Linked DNA regions of Homo sapiens: region 1 is linked to region 2. A link is a loop called in an ENCODE intact Hi-C map of the cell type or tissue named here. Cell type or tissue: ascending aorta. All regions are shown on one strand. Links, peaks and the distances in the headings refer to the core of each region. The heading gives the core; the rest is flanking DNA.

Region 1 (9,825 bases), core at 1,667-6,666, 820 kb after region 2:
ATTCCTTTGTGATAAAAACCCATTCTGAAGCAAAGAAAAACTGCACCTTTTCCTAAATGTTATTTTGAGATATTTAAATTAAGTGAGCTTAAGTTTTATTTGCCTTAGTCACAAGTCCACAGTACAATAAAAGCAAAATTCAACCGCCAGATACAGTGCAAAGTAAGTTCCATACTAAACCACATTGCAAGGTTACATCTTTTTCAGTGGAAAATTTTGGAAAGTCACATCATTGTGGAGAGAATACAGTATAAAAGCACTTAAAAAGTTGGCCATTTTAAAGTGCTATATGACAGATGTATTAATGTGCTGCATTCACAAAGGTGGTTATGTGAATATACCAAGAACTAGTGTCTTTTGAAGACTATTTATGTTGGTTTTCCCTATGTTTTGATATGTTTTCCTATGTTATGATTATTCATTAAATAATAATCTTATATCCAAACTCACTGAATTTTTTTTTTTAACTCCACAGCCATTGTGGGACAATAAACCTTAAAGGCTGATATCATAACTATATGCTTCAGAAAAGTGTTTATGTTAGCAGGGGAGAGAAGAAAGAAAATATCAACAAATGAATCCCTATCTGAAGTCCAAACTGAGAAATGCATTATTTAATATGATCACAGTGCTAGTTTCAACTATTTAAAAATACAAGTCCATTATACTTCTAATGCAAAAAGTACAGAAATCATAATCAAGACACACAATTTCTAATGCATCAACACTATTTACTTTATGTCAGAACAAATCATTCTACCTTTTTTCATGAAAAATAAATGCACTTGAATAATTAGAAATGCTGTCACTTAAAAACTTCTAATAAATTAAGTCATTCAATAGCTCTTCTAATCCTTTTTAAAGTACTGCAGCTCAATCAAGTCTTAATTGAGACTGGCAAGCATAAAGGCATAGACTGGCATCTCTACAATGACTTGCATTTTACATAAAATTTGAAAAAACTTCGGTAGATATTTGCAAAAAAAAATATTGAGGAACAAAACTGATCAACTGCCTTTGATAGCAAAAGAATACTGATGAGATGAAGAGACTTAGGTGCACCTTATCGAAATAAGCAAATGTATAATCCAAAGCTTCAGCATCATCAAAACGCAGATTTCAAAAGATATTCGGAAAAGGTTAATTTCATTTCTTAAGTGGCAAGCAACTGCACTCATTTCCTGTTCAGATTCAATTCAAATTTCAGCCATTTCCTTTTAAAGGAAACAGTACAGCAACATAGGGCAGAGGGTCGATAATGCTACACTACCAAATCTAAAGAATAAAGTACCCGGAACTGGGTCTTGACACTCAAGATGAGCAATCAGCTTTTTATAGTACTCTTACACATTCAATAATTTGGCTTCCTTTAAAAAAAAAAAAGTCCACCTGTAAACTAAATAATGCGAAGAAAGCCCGTTTTGAAGAAAGGGCCTAGCAATACAATCATTTCAAGAGTTTTAATGCATTAGGCAATACGAGACTATTTACAACGAAATCAAACCATTTTAGTGGAATCTTGACTGTGCACGAGCATGTCACTCTGCCCCCAGTAATTAAGCTTATGTGGTGAGAGCTACCAGTATTAAAACAGAAAATACACAGGTAGCAGTGCAGCTGCGACATTACCAGGTAATTAAGCCTCCCCGAGGGTAGGTGGTTTCTGTATGGGGTAGGCCCTAAACGCCCAAGATCCTTCAACCCCTCTCTGAGATGTGTGCTTTGACAAAAGCAGCGTCTCCTAAAGGGAAAGGGTCAAGGAATAAGGTTCCAAAAGAAGGAAAATCTGGAGAGAGGGAGTGCGTACGGAGCTCTGGGCTTGGGGCCGACAGAGGTTACCGAGCCACCCACTGCAAAGGCGAGTTTGTGGGGCCTGCTGAAGAGAAGGCCTCGCCTAGGAGTTGCAACACACTCTTTCTCCAGTGCGCAGCGCTCGGCCTGGGGGAGGGGGAGGAGGGGAAACAGCTGCCAGGGGAGCGGCGGGCCCAGCCCGGCCCGGCCCGCTCACCGTCAGGGTGTCGTCTATGTAGAGGGGAATCTGCCTCCTCTCGAAGGGGAACTCCTCCTCCCCGTCCCTGCACACTGCCACGAGTCGCGCCATCGTCCCCGACGCTGCCGTTGCCACCGTCACCACCTCCTCCCAGCTGCCGCCGCCGCCGCCGCTGCTGTTTCTGCCGCCGCCGCTGCCGCCTCCTCCCAGCTCCTGCCTGCAACAGCCAAACCCCGCGAGCGTAAGCACCCGCCGCTGCGCAGCACATTCGCCACGGGGGGCAGGGAGCGGAGCGGGAGGGTACGGGAGAGCCGGGCTGCGTTTCCCATCACCCGATTCCACACACGCTCAGCCAATCAGCGCCCAGCGCCGCCGGGACCCGCCCCCCTCGCGCCGCGCTCCCTCCCTCTCTCCCGCCCGCCCGCCCGCCCGCCGGCCTCCAGTCAGGGTCCAAAGGAGAGGCGGAAGGGACCGGCCTGCCGGGGGCTTCCCCGCCCGCTGCAGGAGTCCCGGCCCCAGGACCCCACCCCTGGCCTGGGCCCCGCAGCCTGTTCCCCGCCGCCCGCCGCCCGGGTGCCCTCTGCCCCCAACTGACCCCTTCTCCCCGCTTCTGGGCGCACCCCGCCCAGTCGGCCCCAGGACTGCAGTTGCCCAGCGCGACCCCGCCCCTGGGAGGGATCGACCCCGCAGCGGCTCTGCGGAGTCCAGGGAACGGGGAGGCTCAGACCCTTTCCTCACCCTTCTCGGAGGAGGCTGTCGGTTCCGACCTTCACCGTTTTCGTGGTCGCCTCGCTAACTCCCACCTCTGCTCCCTGTTACTGGCTGACGAGGCCCGCGTCAGGGCCGGCGTGGGCGGGAGCGCAGCTCCGAATGTCGTTTCCTCTACGGGCAGTCAGCCGCTCGCGCCGCGGGGAGTGGAAGAAGGAGGGCGGGGGACGAGGGGAAGGTGGGGCCGGGCGGGGTCGGGCGCCGGGCGGGACCCACGTCCTCTCGCGAGACTGGGGCTGGCCGCGCTGGGGACCCCGCTGGAGAAATTTGCGCCCAGAGGGTGCGGGGCCGCCCTGGCCGTCCCGCCCGTGGGCCCGGCGCCCTTCTCGGAGCCCAGCCATTCCGCTAGACCCGAACTAGGACTGGTAGGAGGGGTGATCGGCCCAACCTCAGGCCCCAGCCGCGGGCCGGGAAGGCTTCCCCACGGACGAGGGGCAAGCCCCTCGACGTCAGGGTGTCGTCTATGTAGAGGGGAATCTGCCTCCTCTCAAAGGGGAATTCTTTCAGCGAGTCAAGCCCGTCTGATTCGGGGCTGACTCAGGGCAGAGGCCCAGAGAGGACCTGGATAGGTTGCGAGAAGTCGAGATCAGAGGGGGCGGAAGGCAGTGAGAAAAGGGAGACGAGCATCGGGGGGTGAGAGACAAACTCAGGTCTGGCTCTTGGCCCTTGACGCCACTGAATTCGCTTCCCACGGTGGGAAGAGGAGAAAAGGGCCCTGACACCGCGGCTCGCCAGGGGCCCGCTGCGTAGCTGCATCCCGATCCCGCTGAGGGGACAGCAAATAGTGAAGTGCTGATAGCTTGTGGTTGTCGTTACACTGGAAGGAAATAGAAAACCGGACAGTGGTGTGTGTGTGTGCGTCTTGGCCAAAGGAACTTCTTGGGCTGGGTTAATGTGAGCAGGTACTCCCTTGGGCGAAGTACTGGCACTGGCCAACGGCCTTTCCCTCTGGCCGTCTCCGAGGAAGCAGAGCTGCTGTGAAGACAGTTCCTCTCGCCACCGTGTGTTCAGTTCTGACCTTGAAGGTTTTGGAGGTCTGTTGTGAAGATATTTAGCCTATGAAAGTCCTGGTGATCTGAAGGACAGATCAATTTACTGCTCTATTTCCTGGAGCTGTGATACCTTTAAAAAAAGTATTTTGGGTCGGGCATGGTGGCTCACGCCTGTAATCCCAGCACTTTGGGAGGCCGAGGTGGGTGGATCACCTGAGGGTCAGGAGTTTGAGACCAGCCTGACCAATATGATGAAACCCCCGTCTCTACTAAAAATACAAAAATTAGCCGGGCGTGGTGGCATGTACCTGTAATCCCAGCTACTAGGGAGGCTGAGACGGGACAATCACTTGAACCCGGGAGGCGGAGGTTGCAGTGAGCCCAGATCGCGCCATTGCACTGCAGCCTGGGCAACAAGAGCGAAACTCCATCTCAAAACAAAATAAAGTATTTTGGTTATCACATGGAGTCTTAGAGATTCACAACAAATAACCCATAGTGCACCCTTAGCCATGTTGACTTAGTACATTGTGTGGTCATTGTTAGGGTCGGTGACATAATAAACGAAGAACCATTGTTCATTCCCGAAGGTGTCATTACCCGGCAAATATTTATGTCTTCTGGGCCGGGGTCATGGCTCACGCCGGTAATCCCAGCACTTTAGGAGGCGAGGTGGGTGGATTACTTGAGGTCAGGAGTTCGAGACTGGCCTGACCAACATGGTGAAACCCAGTCTCTACTAAAAATACAAAATTAGCCGAGCGTGGTGGCGCACGCCTGTTATCCCAGCTACTCGGGAGGCTGAGGCAAGAGAATCGCTTGAACCCGGGAGGCAGAGGTTGCAATGATCCGAGATCGCGCCATTGTGCTCCGGCCTGGGCGACGAGTGAAACTACGTCTCAAAAAAAAATTTTTTTTATGTCTTCTGGCCATGTTAGCAGAGTAGAAGAGTGAGTATTAGCTTGAATCTAATACGTATGTATGATGTTCATATACATAGCCAAAATTTGGACATTTTTAGAGAATCTTGCGTTTTATGTAAAAAACAAAACAAAAACCAGGACGGGGGCGGCGGCTAACACCTGTAATCCCAAGACTTTGGGAGGCCAAGGCGGGCGGGTCACTTGAGGTCAGGAGTTCGAGACGAGCCTGGGCAACATGGAGAAAACCTGTCTCTACTAAAAATACAAAAATCAGCTGGGCGTGGTGGCGAGCACTTTTAATTCCAGCTACTCCGGAGGCTGAGGCAGAAGAATCGCTTGAACCGGGAAGGCGGAAGTTGCAGTGAGCCAAGATACTGTGGCCTTCAGTATCTAGAGGTGCTCCTACAGTGGTACATCAATTAATGTACCCACTTTAAACCTTTTTTTTTTTTTTGAGACGGAGTCTCACTCTGTCGCCCAGGCTGGAGTGCAGTGGCGCTATCTCGGCTCACTGCAAGCTCCGCCTCCCGGGTTCATGCCATTCTCCTGCCTCAGCCTCCCGAGTAGCTGGGACTACAGGCGCCTGCCACCACGCCCAGCTAATTTTTTGTGTTTTTATTAGAGACGGGGTTTCATCGTGTCAGCCAGGATGGTCTTGATCTCCTGACCTCTTGATCCGCCCGCCTCGGCCTCCCAAAGTGCTGGGATTACAGGCGTGAGCCAACGTGCCCAGCCTAAACCTTTTAGACTTCATTAGGATTCTGGTTGGTAAAGAACATTAAAAATGACAAGCTCATTATATAGGTGCTAATTTTAATTACTTTGACTACTGAACACACGCCAGGTACTAACAAAGAAGGGAGTATTCACCCTGGGGATTTAAATCTGTGAAAAGGTATTAAAACATATATAAAACATAATAAAATGAAATCCCAAAGGTCTCTTTCCATCTGAGCTTACTTTCCCTAATTTGGGTTTGTCTCTTAGGTCCACCGGGCATACTTAGTATCTTTGGACAAATAGGAATTCAATGAAAACGTATTCTTAAAGGCGAAAAAGGTGGATTTGCTAGGTAAGTTGCTGTTTCTCAAGGAGGTAGCCTGGGTGCTATAAATCCAATCCAATCTAATCTAATCTAATACCATACAATATAATACAATCGATACAATAAAATCAATATCCCAAGGAAAACGCTTAGAAAATTATTTCATGGCAAAATAATTTTTCAAAGTTTTCACTGTGCATCTTCCTGGTTTTAGAGTAGGCACTTATTTTTATTTTCACTATTGCTCTATTTTTAGCCATAACCACCAGTACTGCAGCAAATACTTCTTGAGAATTATCCTATGTACTTTAAAATGAAAAGTATCTGCTTTTAGAGAGCAAACCTCTAATTGACGAAATATATAATTGCTACATTAAAAGACAGTTGTCTGTTGCCTATTATTTCATTTTGATATTGGCATTGTGAAATGCAAGTTCAAAGGATTTGAAAGGCCAGGAAAGTAAAGGCAATCAACAGCAGAACACATTTTGCTGGTACCTAATAAAGAACAGTTGGAGGGACGGAGCTGTAATAAATTATCAGCAAACTACCATTCTTTTTCTTAGGTCCAAATGTGTGAGACGCTAGCCACAAAATGCAGGCATAAATGAGATCTATCTGTTCTCCAGGCTACCTAGGTTTAAAAAAAATGAAAAGTACCAAGGTATTCCTTATTATGTCTTAGCTTCATAGACTATATTTAAACTCCTAGGGAGGAACATAAGGTTCTTGTATGATTTATATAAATACATTGGACATTTATGCTCAATAAAAATAAAACTGGTTGTCATCTTCGGCACACAAGAGCTACTGGGGCACGTGTAGTAGACATCCCCAGTTTATAATTGTGTAAAATTAAAATTGGCCGGGTGCGGTGGCTCGCACCTGTAATCCCAGCACTTTGGGAGGCCGAGGCAGGCGGATCACGAGGTCAGGAGATCCAGACCATCTTGGCTAACGGTGAAACCCCGTCTCTAATAAAAATACAAAAAATCAGCCGGGTGTGGTGGCGGGCACCTGTAGTCCCAGCTACTCGGGAGGCAGAGGCAGGAGATCGTGCCACTGCACTCTAGCCTGGGTAACAGAGCAAGACTGCGCCTCAAAAAAAAAAAATTAAAATTATGGGAGTCACTTTCTGAAGGGCATAGATAGGCTGAGGTCCTGGACAGATTATGTTCTTCTTACTCCTCACTTTGTTATCTTTCCCTCTCCTCTGCCCTCAAAAATTGATAGTTGCAAGGAAAATGATAGTTGATTAGAAGACTTTTTGTTGTTTCATTATAATAACCACAGTTTTATGTGGTAAGACAATCTATGGCCACAGAATGTTATTTAAATTACCATAGTGACCTAAACCTGAGGATCTGTGGATTGGGTTTTCTTTTTCATGAGCTGACACTGGGAAGTTCTGTTTTATCTGTCAAAAATAAACACACCTGGTTGGGTGCGGTGGCTCATGCCTATATCCCAGCACTTTGGGAGACCAAGGTGGGCGGATCACTTGAGGACAGGAGTTCGAGACTGGCCTGGCCAACATGGTAAAACCTCATCTCTACTAAAAATACAAAAATTAGCCAGGCGAAGTGGCGTGTGCCTGTAATCCCAGCTCCTCGGGAGGCTGAGGCAGAAGAATTGCTTGAATCTGGGAGGCGGAGGTTGTAGTGAACCAAGACTGTGCCACTGCACTCCAGCCTGGGAGACAGAGCAAGACTCCATCTCAAAAAAAAAAAAAAAAGACAGTAGAATATTAAACGTCATTATAGGCCAGGATCACGACGCCTGTAATCCCAGCACTTTGGGAGGCTGTGATGGGAGGATCACGTGAAGCCAGGAATTTGAGACCAGCCTGGGCAACCCCATCTCTATTTTTTACAGATTTAAATTAAACCTTAATTTAGCCATAGTTTTATTAAATTACACTGGGTACTTGATGACTCTCATCTTTCTTATTGGTTCTCCTTTCCCTTAGCATGGTAGGTGAGGATGCCTGATGTGGCCCCTGCCTGCCTCTCCAGCTCTCTGCCCATGCTCTTCCTTCTTCTGTGTTCAGCCTTCTTTCAATTCCATTATGTGCTTGGTGCCCTCCCAACGTAGGACTTTTGCTGAGGGAGTCATCCATCTATAATGTTCTCTGCCATTTGCCCCCCAGCCCCCAGACACATAAGACTTTATAACTCCTCATCCCACTAATCAGCTCTAGCTCAAAAAAAAAAAAAAATCTGTGGGGAAAACTTGACTCCTTACTAGGTCAGTTCTTGATTTGACACTCTTGACAACCTATGCTTTTTCTTCATAACTTAGCATTTCACAATAGATGTTTAATGTCTGTTTCCTCCACTAGATTGCAAGCTCTGAGGTATCAGGAAATTTGTGCTGTGCTTCTTAAATCCCTAGCATAGGGTAGGCTAAAAGATGAATTAATCCCAAAGCAAAACTTTGTCTCGTAATTATTATGTGTATAAGCTATAATATAACATCCAATTCAGTCTATTTTTTTTTTTGTAGACAGGGTCTCACTGTTTCCCAGGATGGTCTTGAACTCCTGGGCCCAAGCAATCCTCCCACCTCAGCCTCCCAAAGTGCTAGGATTACAGGCGTGAGTCACCATGCCCAGCCTTCCATCTATTCTTTGGTGCATTTAACTGTCTGACTTCATAGTATATAAGTATTTTATTTTTAAAATTTTTCTTTTTATATCCACCCATCTGCACATTGGAGTGTTTGATTTTAAACACTTGCTTCTTAGTCCTAGGTTTTATTCAAAAATTTAAATTGAGCAATAAACAAGTATTGACAATCCACAGTTCACACTGAAATGTCAACATAAACATTTCATTTTATATTTATTGTAAAAGCAATATACAGTAAAAATACAGAATAGCATAAGGTTACATTAAGATGGAAAGTAAAAATTTTCCTCCCCCCACCCCAACAGTCTTTCAATGTCACAACTATAAAGTTTCTTTAAAATACTACTTAATACATTCTAACAAGTCAAAAGGCTTTGTTTCTTCTTGGTTTTATTGTTGAGATACATTAAAATATTAAGCATTGGCCCAGTGTGGTGGCTCACACCTGTAATCCCAGCACTTTGGGAGGCCAAGGTGGGTGTTATCACTTGAGTTCAGGAGTTTGAGACCAGCCTGGCCAATATGGCAAAACCCCATCTCTACTAAAAATATAAAAATTAGCTGGGCATGGTGGTACATGCCTACAGTGCCAGCTACTCAGGAGGCTGAGGCAGGAGAATTGCTTGAACCCGGGAGGTGGAGGTTGCAGTGAGCTGAGATGGCACCACTACACTCCAGCCTGGGTAACAGAGCAAGACTCTGTCTCAAAAAAAAAAATAATTAAGCATCACTGCTGTTTAGATGACTGAAACTATTTTATAATAAAATATGGTTAACACTGTTGCCAAAAGCACAATTTCTTTACAATTAATATTCCTCATTAAATATTGCCCAAATACTTATATATCCTACTCCTGCTGATCACCAAAATTGTACAGTCTTATCTTGCAAATATAGTACATATACAATTAAACAGTTGGAAAACATATAGAGATTGACCACAAATAAGGCCCACAAGGTACTGCTGTGTAATGTATCTACCATCAGGTTGATCAGGCCAGTTGTTATATTTGACAGCAAGAAAAATATTAACTGTTTTCTGTTTAGAGCTGTGATTAAACAAAGACTGGGTTCCATTCTTTCGGCTTCAGGGACTAGAGATTCTGAATGCTTTTTATTTGTAACAGGTGACTGGATAAGTTTCCAAGAACATGGTACTAGAGCTCCTTTAATTAGAAATTTGGCAAAACTCAAAATTATATCACCCAGTAATAAACTACTAAGAAGGATCAGGCTAGAAGCAACTATCCAAATACAAAAGGCTAAATTTGCCATTCTTCGAGATACTGCTTCTACATTTACTTGAACTACGTAAAGAGATATGAAGAGGCTAATAGCTGCCAGTAAAAGAAAACAGGCTACTTTTATCAAGTCTTTGATATGTGATCGGTTCTTATGCATATATAACCCTGTTTGCACACCAGCCATGTGTATTGCCACATACCCCAGGGTAGAGATTATTCCTTCGCGGTTGGCA
Region 2 (9,825 bases), core at 2,751-7,750:
ACGCTACTGAACTACAGCCTGGGAGACAGAGCGAGACTCTGTCTCAGAAAAAAAATTCTGAACTGTGTGGTATGACCATATTGCTACAAGAATTCAAAGGAGAGAGAGATCAGTGAAAGCTGGAGAAGTAAGAGAAATCTTGGAGAAAATGGGACTTCCAAGGACTAGAAAGATTCAGAAAAACAGGAGAAAAGTTGGACAAGTCTGCCACCATAAACAAAGGTATAAGGATAAGAATAAGCATGGCAAGTGCCAGAAGCCAGATTAAAGTATGACTATTGGTGGTCAGCAGGAAATAATATCCCAATAATTCCTCTATTCTCTGTCCTAAAAATTGATCACTGACCTTGTTATCTACGAATTTGGATTCATGGTCAGACAGCCCCAGGACAGGGGGGGCTCTTCATGGTTCTATTTTCTTTTCTTTTTCTTTTTTTTTTTTTTTGAGACGGAGTCTCTCTCTGTCTCCCAGGCTGGAGTGCAGTGGCCTGTTGGCTCACTACAACCTCTGCCTCTCGGGTTCAAGCGATTCTCCTGCCTCAGCCTCGTAAGTAGCTGGGATTATAGGTGCCCGCCACCATGCCAGGCTGATTTTTGTACTTTTACTAGACATGGGATTTTGCCACGTTGGCCAGCCTGGTCTCGAACTCCTGACCTCAGGTGATCCGCCCGTCTTGGCCTCCCAAAGTTTTGGGATTACAGGCATGAGCCACCATGGCTGGACTCTTTTCTTTTTTTTGAGATGGAGTCTTGCTTTGTTGCTCAGGCTGGAGTACAGTGGTGCAATCTCGGCTCACTGCAACCTCTGTCTCCTGGGTTCAAGTGATTCTGCTGCCTCAGTCTCCCAAGTAGCTGAGACTACAGGCACGTGCCACCATACCCAGCAATTTTTTTATTTTTTATTTTTATTTTTTTGACAGAGTCTCACTCTGTCACCCAGGCTAGAGTGCAGTGGCACGATCTCGGCTCACTGCAACCTCTGCCTCCTGGGTTCAAACAATTCTCCTGCCTCACCTCCTGAGTAGCTGGGATTACAGGCGCCTGCCACCATGCCCAGCTAATTTTTTGTATTTTTAGTACAGACAGGGTTTCACCATATTGGCCAGGCTAGTCTTGAACTCCTGATCTCAGGTGATCCACCCGCCTCGTCCTCCCGAAGTGCTGGGTTTACAGGCATGAGCCACCGTGCCCTGCCGCAAATTTTGTATTTTTATTAGAGACAGGGTTTCACTATGTTGGCCAGGCTGGTCTAGAACTCCTGACCTCGGGTGATCCACCCGCCTTGTGTTCCCAAAGTGCTGGGATTACAGGCGTGAGCCACCATACCCAGCCCATGGTTCTATTTTCTATTAAGGCACTTTGTTTCCTCCCTTGATTCAACTCAAACCTGACTTGAGAGACTTTCTTGTCCTAAGAGTGACAGGTATTGAAGGCCTTGTTGTTCAACAGAGACTCTGGCACACAAAGAGGGGAACAATAATGATAAATCTTAAACGACTGTTCTCAAACTTTAGGGTGATTAATTATTAGGGATGCTTTAAAAAAAGAAAAAGTCGGCCAGGTCCAGTGGCTCACGCCTGTAATCCCAGCACTTTGGGAGGCCAAGGCGGGTGGATCACAAGGTCAGGAGTTTAAGACCAGCCTGACCAACATGGTGAAGCCGCGTCTCTCCTAAAAATACAAAAATTAGCTGGGCATGGTGGCACGCGCCAGTAATCCCAGCTACTTGAGAGGCTGAGGCAGAAGAATCGCTTGAACCCGGGAGGTGGAGGTTGCAGTGAGCCGAGATCGTGCCACTGCACTCCAGCCTGGGTGACAGAGCGAGACCGTCTCAAAAAAAAAAAAAAAAAAAAAAAGAAAAAGAGAAAGAGAAAAGAAAAAGTCAACCAGGTGTGGTGGCATGTCCCTGTAGTCCCAGCTACTTGAGAGGCTGAGGTGGCAGGATCGCTTGAGCCCAGGAGTTGAGGCTGCAGTGAGTAGTTGTGATTAAAAAAAAAAAAAAGGGCTGGGAATCTGCATTTTTAACAAGCACCCTGGTGGTTTTGTTTTTTTTTTTTTTTTTGAGACGGAGTCTCGCTCTGTCGCCAGGCTGGAGTGCAGTGGCGCGATCTCAGCTTACTGCAAGCTCCGCCTCCCGGGTTCGCGCCATTTTCCTGCCTCAGCCTCCGGAGTAGCGGGGACTACAGGCGCCCGCCACCACATCTGGCTAATTTTTTGCGTTTTTAGTAGAGACGGGGTTTCACCACATTAGCCAGGATGGTCTCGATATCCTGACCTCGTGATCCACCCGCCTCGCCTCGGCCTCCCAAAGTGCTGGGATTACAGGCGTGAGCCACCGCGCCTGGCGCACCCTAGTGTTTGTTTCATCAGGTGGTTAGTGGGACATGCTTTGAGAAACGATGCCCTAATCTAAATATTTGACCGAAAAATGCCAAATGAAGCTGTCTGGACAGTGGCGCATATAATGTTTATATATATCTGGGTTTATCAATTTTTGAGAATTTATCTTTTCTCATCTATGGCTATTACAAATTCATATGGCTATCATCTAAAGAGTGTGACACAGACACTCTGTTTTAATGTGCTAGTTTTGTCTTCTTAAATAGACTATAATCACCTTGAAGACAGGGACCTCTCATACTTTTCTGACTTTACCCACAGGAAGATAAGAAAGCAACTTTAAGGTTGGAAGGTAGCTGGGATGCTCAGGATGAGTCCCTAATACCTTTACATCACCTTGAAAACCCTGGAAGTCATATATTTGGGATTTTGTATTCGTTTTCTAGGGCTGTTATAGCAAAGTACCACAAACTGGTGGCTTAAACAACAGAAATGCATTTCCTCAGTTCTGAAGGCTAGAAGTCCAAGATTAAGGTGTCAGCAGTTAGTTTTTTTCTGATATTTTCTCCTTGGTTTGTACATGGCCATGCATGCCCTATGTCTTCATATGTGTGTCTGTGTCCTCGTCGCCTCGTCTTATAAGGACGACAGTCATACTGGATTAGGGCCCACCCTTATGACCTCATTTTAATTTAATTACCTCTATAAAGACTTTGTCTCCAAATATACTCACATTCTGAGGTATTAGGGGTTAGGACTTCAACAAATGAATTTTGGGATACAATTCAGCCCATAACAGACCTCTAGTATCAGCTTCTAGAAATGTACCACTCATCCTTCTCTTCCATTTGTTAGTCTCATATAGTAAGTTCTCTCCACCCTTTGGTTCTCCTCCTCCGCCTCTTACAGACGTAATAGCTTGTGTAGCAATAACTCATGGAGCAGCTCTAAAGAACCTACAGTAGGGATGGGCAGGTTGTGGCATGCACCAAACACCGTAACACTCAGGGGTTGCTGAAATTCCAGTTGTACTGTCTTAAAGACACAGCTCTTTGCTCATTCTCTGCCCAGCTGTCTTAGCATTTGGTGATAACAATTAGATTATTAGATCCTCTGTAAGTGACCTTGGTATCGTAACTCATCCTTCCTTAATTACTTTTTTTTTCACTGTAGCTTCTATTAGGACTTTCTTTGGCCAGTTCTTTAGAAAGCTCAATTATTTAAAATAATCAGTGAAGTCAAAAGCAGGACATGCAGGGGCTGGCTGAAATTTCACATAAGGACAGTTTTTGAGGGTAAATCCCTGGTTTTGCAGAGCTTGTAAAGCTGGTAAACAGCAACACCATTAAGAATCCTGGGGAGACTTGGCGTGGTGGCTCACATTTGCGGCCAGCACTTTGGGAGGCTAAGGTGGGCGGATCACGAGGTCAAGAGATCGAGACCATCCTGGCCAACATGGTGAAACCCCGTCTCTACTAAAAATACAAAAATTAGCTGGACTTGGTGGTTTGTGCCTGGAGTCCCAGCTATTCGGGAGGCTGAGGCAGGAGAATGGCTTGAACCTGGGAGGTGGAGGTTGCAGTGAGCTGAGATTGCACCACGGCACTCCAGCCTGGGCGACAGAGCGAGACTCCATCTCAAAAAAAAAAAAAAAAGAATCCTGGGGAAAGAATTCCTATTACTTAAGAGGATCTAGGAAAGGTAAAAGAAAAGTAAGAGGCAACCGCATGGTTTTTAGTTCTTTTGAAGTCACTCCCTTCATGTCAGCTTCAGAGACTGCTGTTATGGAAAGGCAAGGCTTCCCTCTTCCCAGGCCATTTTTTTCGGTGAGTCAAATCAAACATCTTACTAAACCAGGAAGTCTTGCCCAATTATCTTTTTCCTCCCACTACATTTGTCCAACTGATTGATATATTAGTGATATAATTATTGTGAAATATGAATCCCTGTTCTGTAAAGTCCACATCTTTCCTAAGTTCTCTGCTTCCAATCCCTGTTATTTAATTAACTTATTTATTTAGAGATGGGGTCTTTTTACGTTGCCAGTGCTGGGGTGCAGTGGCTATTCACAGGCGCAGGCACAGTACACTACATATAGACTTGAACTCCTCGCCTCAAGCCATCCACCCACCTCAGCCTTCTGAGTAGGTGGGACTACAGTCCAGGTACGTGCCACTGTGCTTGACCCTATTATTTTAAAAATGGGTTGATAAATTCTTAGGGAAGCCCCACTTAGTGGGATTATGAGGGCTCCTAGATAAATATTGTTCCTTGTTGACCAATCTTTCCCTCTTTCTGCCTCAGCTTCCGCCAAGAACTTCTTACCTGGGCATGTATTTCTATCCTATTCACTTTTTACTCTCTGGCGTGGAACTTCTTCCTACCAAACTGTCATCCTCTGCACCTCTCCTGGCCTTCCTCACAAGTTTGTAAGCATTAAGAAGGTGCGCTGCATGCTTCATTAAATTCCTCCTTGGAAGGGCTGAGTTCACCCTGTTCTTCTCAAGTGCAATTTTCTCCAAGTTTCTTCCCTACGCAATGTTTGTATTGTGTTGGGACCCCTTCCAGTTATTATTAATTTTCAACACACAGCTACCATGAAAGTCTTGCTATGAAGTAACTGGCAAAACTAGAGACACCGACTGGCTTCCTCTCAAAGGCTCGGCGTGCCCACAGTGGAGGACGGGAAGCATTCTCCAATCCGAAAAGTCTGGAACGCTGTGGCAACTATTTTGCTCAGGGCAGGCAGAAGACGGTGGTTCTTTGGTACATTCCCCTTCTTACTGAGCTTCGTTTACTGAGGCTTCTCCTCAACACGCCAGGATCCAGCATGTATAACACCTTTGGAGTGGGCTGTCTCGGGGCTGAGGAGCGAAACGGGGGGCTGGTTATGGAGTTCCAGCATGGGGTTACTTAGCTCGCCCAGACTTGGAAACCAGCCAGCGTGATGAGGACAGGTAGTGGACGCGATTGCCCACCCCTTGTTAATGTGTTAGGATTAAACAGACAAACGGGCCCGCACACCGCCTGCCCCATTCTAGCCCGCCTTAATTCTGGGTTCCCTTTCCCCGCCTCTACAGGCCGGCTAGTCCTGGCCCCTCACTTGGGACGCCTCTGTCCCTGATGCGAGGCGCATGCGGGACCGCTTCCCCCACTCCCCTCTCCGCCAGGAGGAGGAGCCGAGGGGTTGGCCCCGTACCCGGCTGTGGCAGAAGGGGCCGCGAAGGCCGGGCCAGGGGCGCCACGACTGCCCAGGGCCCGCCCGCGGCCCGCCCGCGGCCCGCCCGCCCTCTAGCCGCTGGGCCCCGAATGGCAGATCCGCGCTCGGACCATCGGCATCGCCTCACATCGCTCCGCCCCGCGCCGCCCTCCCATTGGCTGCCGCTGAGCCCTCGGGCCCGCGCCTCGCCCCCCGGCGGCCCTGGCAGCGCCGCAGCCCGGAGCGGGGTCGGAGGTGAACGGCCTGGAGTAACCCCGGACGTAGTCACCTCATGGAGCTCGCCGGCTGAGGTGGGAGACAGGGGCGGGGCGGGGGCGGGTCAGGCCCCTGAAGCCCCGCCCCTTCTCCGTGTGCCGGGCCGGCCTGGTGCTGCACGCCTGTCAGCCATCGCCCGAGCCGCCGGCGTCTCCTCCCGCCCAGCAGTTCCTCCACGCAGGGGCTCCGGAATCGCCCGACCGCACACGTTGCCACCCTGAGGTGAGGTGAGGGCCGGCCCAGAACCTGTGACCGGGGACCTGGAGAAACTGGGGCCAAGGGAGGGGCGGCGGCAGGCAGGGGGCCGCCTCCCAGCCTCCGCTCACCCGCACGCGGCCTGGGCTCCACACTATCCAGATCGGGTGCGGGGCAGCCCAGCCCTTCCCGCAGCTCTGAGGCCTTGAGGTCCCCTCCCTAGAGACATGGAGAGGTCTGGGGTCTCGGGAGGTGGGGATTCAGATCCCGGAACTGGGAGGCGTACAGTTCAGGGCTCCTCTAGGAAGGGGGGCTGGAGTTTCTGCCTGGAGCTCGCCCGCCACCCCTCTTGCCCAGCTCCAGCGTGGTCTGATTCCTTCCAGACCCCTCTCCAATCCGATTCTGGGCTCGGGAGAGGGAGAAGACCACGTGGGAAGGGGGCGTTGCGGGTTGGGTCTGATTGCATTGAAAGTCCTTTCTCTCTTGCAGAGTGAGGTGTGGGGTGCAGACCTCACTTGCTCTCTCCGTGCCTTTGTATCGTGGCGAGAGCCAGGGCCAGGCAGGTTGTATCTGCCAGTTCCTGTTCCCAGGATTTTATTATGTTCTCTGCGAGGGACATAGTAAATGTACATGCCTTTTGTTACTCTCCTCGTTTGCCATGCTGATCAAGGGAAGTTACTGGAAATAGGACGTAGGAAGCTGATGTGAAGCTAATGATTTCACAGGAAAATGTGCGTGAAGGTCCTGCCCGGATCGGGGCCAACATTATTTTGGATTTGAGAGTGGGAGAGTGGACACTAATGGACACTTGAAATCACCTCTAAAAATCAGGGACTTCGTGTAGGCCTTGTGGGTTCTATAGAGACATTTAAGAATATAACTGCTCAGGAGAAATAGTTTAATTTCAGATATTTTTGTTTGGAGGTTTAAGACTGGAATAAAAAAAAAGACCCTAGGCCTTCCTGATTCTGTTTCTACTTAAGCGATGTTTCAGTAATTTCCTAATGTGTGGATAAACCTAATAACCACATCTTCAGTCTCAGAAGTTTATTTCCTTGGATTTTCTCTCTCTTTCCATTCATTTTTTCCCTCCCAATTCGGTAGTATAGATTGAGAAGCATGCTTTCTTTGGTTACATGGTCTTTTCTCACTCAGCAGGGAAGAATACTCATATTTGTCCCTTCTTGAGGGGGATGCCCTGGATGTCTGTGATGAGAAGGATTTCTGTGGTGCTTATTTGACAGGCACTTTTCAGAAAAGCATTGTGGCCTAATAGAGCAGGACCACAGTTTACCTGTCCAGATAGATGCCTGCTTGCTACAAATAGCAAGTTTTTTCCCACTTCTCTTGCCTCAGTTTCTTCATTTCTCAGTAAAACTGAATGCATAACAGGAGGACTGATGTGAACCCAAGAATATTAAACATTTTAAAGTGGGCATATGAAAGATGCCAAAGGTAAAGTATTAATTTATGAAGCCATCTGTGTTTACTAGTGTTGTAGAATTTTGTTGTTGTTGTTTTGTTTGTTTGTTTGAGATGGAGTCTTGCTCTGTCACCCAGACTGGAGTGCAATGGTGCGATCTTGGCTCACTGCAACCTTCGTCTCCTGGTTTCAAGAGATTCTCATGCCTCAGCCTCCCGAGTAGCTGGGATTACACGCGTGCGCCACTACGCCTGGCTAATTTTTGTATTTTCGGTAGAGACAGGGTTTCACCATGTTGGCCAGGCTGGTCTCCAACTCCTGACCTCAGGTGATCCACCCTCCTCGGCCTCCCAAAGTGCTGGGATTATAGGCATGAGCCACCACGCCAGGCTTGTTTTGTTTTGATTTACCAGTGCATAATAGAAATACATCAAGCATAAGATTAAATTGCTTTTTAAAAAGGAAGTCTTGGGAAATGGTGGCATTTATCTTAGTGAATTTATAGTTCAAAAACTAGGTAATGCTGAAGACCTGGTATTGTGAAAGCCAGCCTCAGAGAACGCTCTCTCATCTGATGTTGACCTCTCTAAAGTGCTGTGAACAGGTTCAGGTGTAGATCACTATGTAACATTATTTCCTTTGCAGTCAATGACTAGGAAAATTTTTATACCTGTCACGTGGACTGGTTTAACAGGTTTAGGGCTAGTGTTTTTCTTTCTTTAAAATCTTTTTTTCCTTTAATTGGATGGCTAATATCCTAATAGTCTTAGTTGAGGAAAGAAGTAAATTAAAATACAAACTGTGGAATAATGCATTAGAAATTAGTATTTTCAATTGTGGGAGGAGAAGAGAATCCTTTTGTAATTCAGAAAAAAAAGTTATCTCATTATCTAACATGTTCTTAAAGATTAACAATTATAGAAGCTGCCGGGCGCGGTGGCTCACTCCTGTAATCCTAGCACTTTGAGAGGTCGAGGCTGGCGAATCACAAGGTCTGGAGATCGACACCATCCTGGCTAACACAGTGAAACCCCGTCTCTACTAAAAATACAAAAAATTAGCTGGGTGTGGTGGTAGGCACCTGCAGTCCCAGCTACTCGGAAGGCTGAGGCAGGAGAATGGCATGAACCTGGGAGGCAGAGCTTGCAGTGAGCTGAGATTGCGCCACTGTACTCCAGCCTGGGTGACAGAGTGAGACTCCGTCTCAAAAAAATAATAATAATAATAATTATAGGAGCTATGTGTCAAGTATCTTTCCAAACCCGTAAAACAGTAAGATTACAAAAAAGCGAATAAACAGTAGAAACTCATTGGCTAAAAAATTCCTATTAACTATTGAGATAATTACCATTAATCTTCTACTTTAACAGATTATTAACAGATTATTAACTGGTTTTTTGCTTGTTTCAATTTAATTTTATTTTATTATTTTTTGGAGTCGGAGTCTCGCTCTTTTGCCCAGGCTGGAGTGCAGTGGCACGATCTCGGCTCACTGCAACCTCCACCTCTCAGGTTCTAGCAATCCTGCCTCACCCCCCTGAGTAGCTGAGACTACAAGGTGTGCGCCACCATGCCCGGCTAATTTTTTGTATTTTTAGTAGAGATGGGGTTTCGTCATGTCGGCCAGGCTGGTCATAAACTCCTGACCTCAGGTGGTCCGCCCTCCTCATCTTCCCAAAGTGTTGGGATTACAGGCGTGAGCCACCGCATCTGGCCTCCATTTTATTTATTTATTTATTTATTTGAGACAGAGTTTCACTCTTGTTGCCCAGGCTGGAGTGCAATGATACAATCTCGGTTCACCGCAACCTCCGCCTCCCGGGTTCAAGCGATTCTCCTGCCTCAGCCCCTCGAGTAGCTGGGATTACAGGCATGTGCCACCACGCCTGGCTAATTTTTTTGTATTTTTAGTAGAGATGGGGTTTCTCCATGTTGGTCAGGCTGGTCTCGAACTCCCGACCTCGGATAATCTGCCCACCTCAGCCTCCCAAATTGCTGGGATTATGGGCGTGAGCCACCGTGCTTGGCTATTTTATTTTATTTTTTTGAGACAGAGTCTCACTCTGTCACCCAGGCTGGAGTGCAATGGTGTGATCTTGGCTCCCTGTGACCTCCACCTCCCATGTGCAAGCGATTCTCCTGCCTCAGCCTCCCGTGTAGCTCGGATTACAGGCGCCTGCCACCACACCTGGCTGATTTTTGTATTTTTAGTAGAGACGGGGATTCACTGTGTTGGCCAGCCTGGTCTTGAACTCCTGACCTTGTGATCCACCCACTTCGGCCTCCCAAAGTGCTGGGATTACAGGTGTGAGCCACTGCGCCTGGCCACTTTATTTTTTATGTATTTATTTATTTTTTTGGAGATGGAGTCTCACTTTGTCACCCAGGCTGG

The links. A loop is a pair of places that touch in the nucleus more often than their neighbours do. Peaks named below come from ENCODE experiments on the same cell type or tissue, not always from the same donor. Only the 100,000 strongest peaks of a DNase experiment are listed, where the experiment ranks them.
Region 1: a loop joins it to region 2, with 4 times the contacts of the local background. A loop is called at or near these places in 6 of 110 quality-filtered maps.

The regions. Positions count from the first base shown.
Region 1 is chr17:36,538,001-36,547,825 of GRCh38, reverse strand. It overlaps GGNBP2 (gametogenetin binding protein 2), which reads right to left and starts at 2,907. Exons shown (of 14, transcript NM_024835.5): 1 at 2,729-2,907; 2 at 2,009-2,207. The coding sequence starts at 2,101. PIGW (phosphatidylinositol glycan anchor biosynthesis class W) reads right to left here. Exons shown (of 2, transcript NM_001346754.2): 2 at 8,523-9,825. The coding sequence ends at 9,210. It also overlaps a transcript of MYO19 not described here. In ascending aorta, for the core only: CTCF peaks have their summits at 3,490 and 3,756; DNase peaks (open chromatin) are centred at 1,995, 2,285, 2,925 and 3,664; H3K4me3 peaks cover 2,618 bases; H3K27ac peaks cover 2,573 bases.
Region 2 is chr17:37,355,211-37,365,035 of GRCh38, reverse strand. All of the region lies in intron 1 of ACACA (acetyl-CoA carboxylase alpha), which reads left to right. Among named protein-coding and RNA genes, the nearest start is that of C17orf78, 16 kb to the left of the region's middle. RefSeq lists an enhancer at 9,211-9,710. In ascending aorta, for the core only: a CTCF peak has its summit at 5,675; DNase peaks (open chromatin) are centred at 5,745 and 6,465; H3K4me3 peaks cover 2,724 bases; H3K27ac peaks cover 2,792 bases.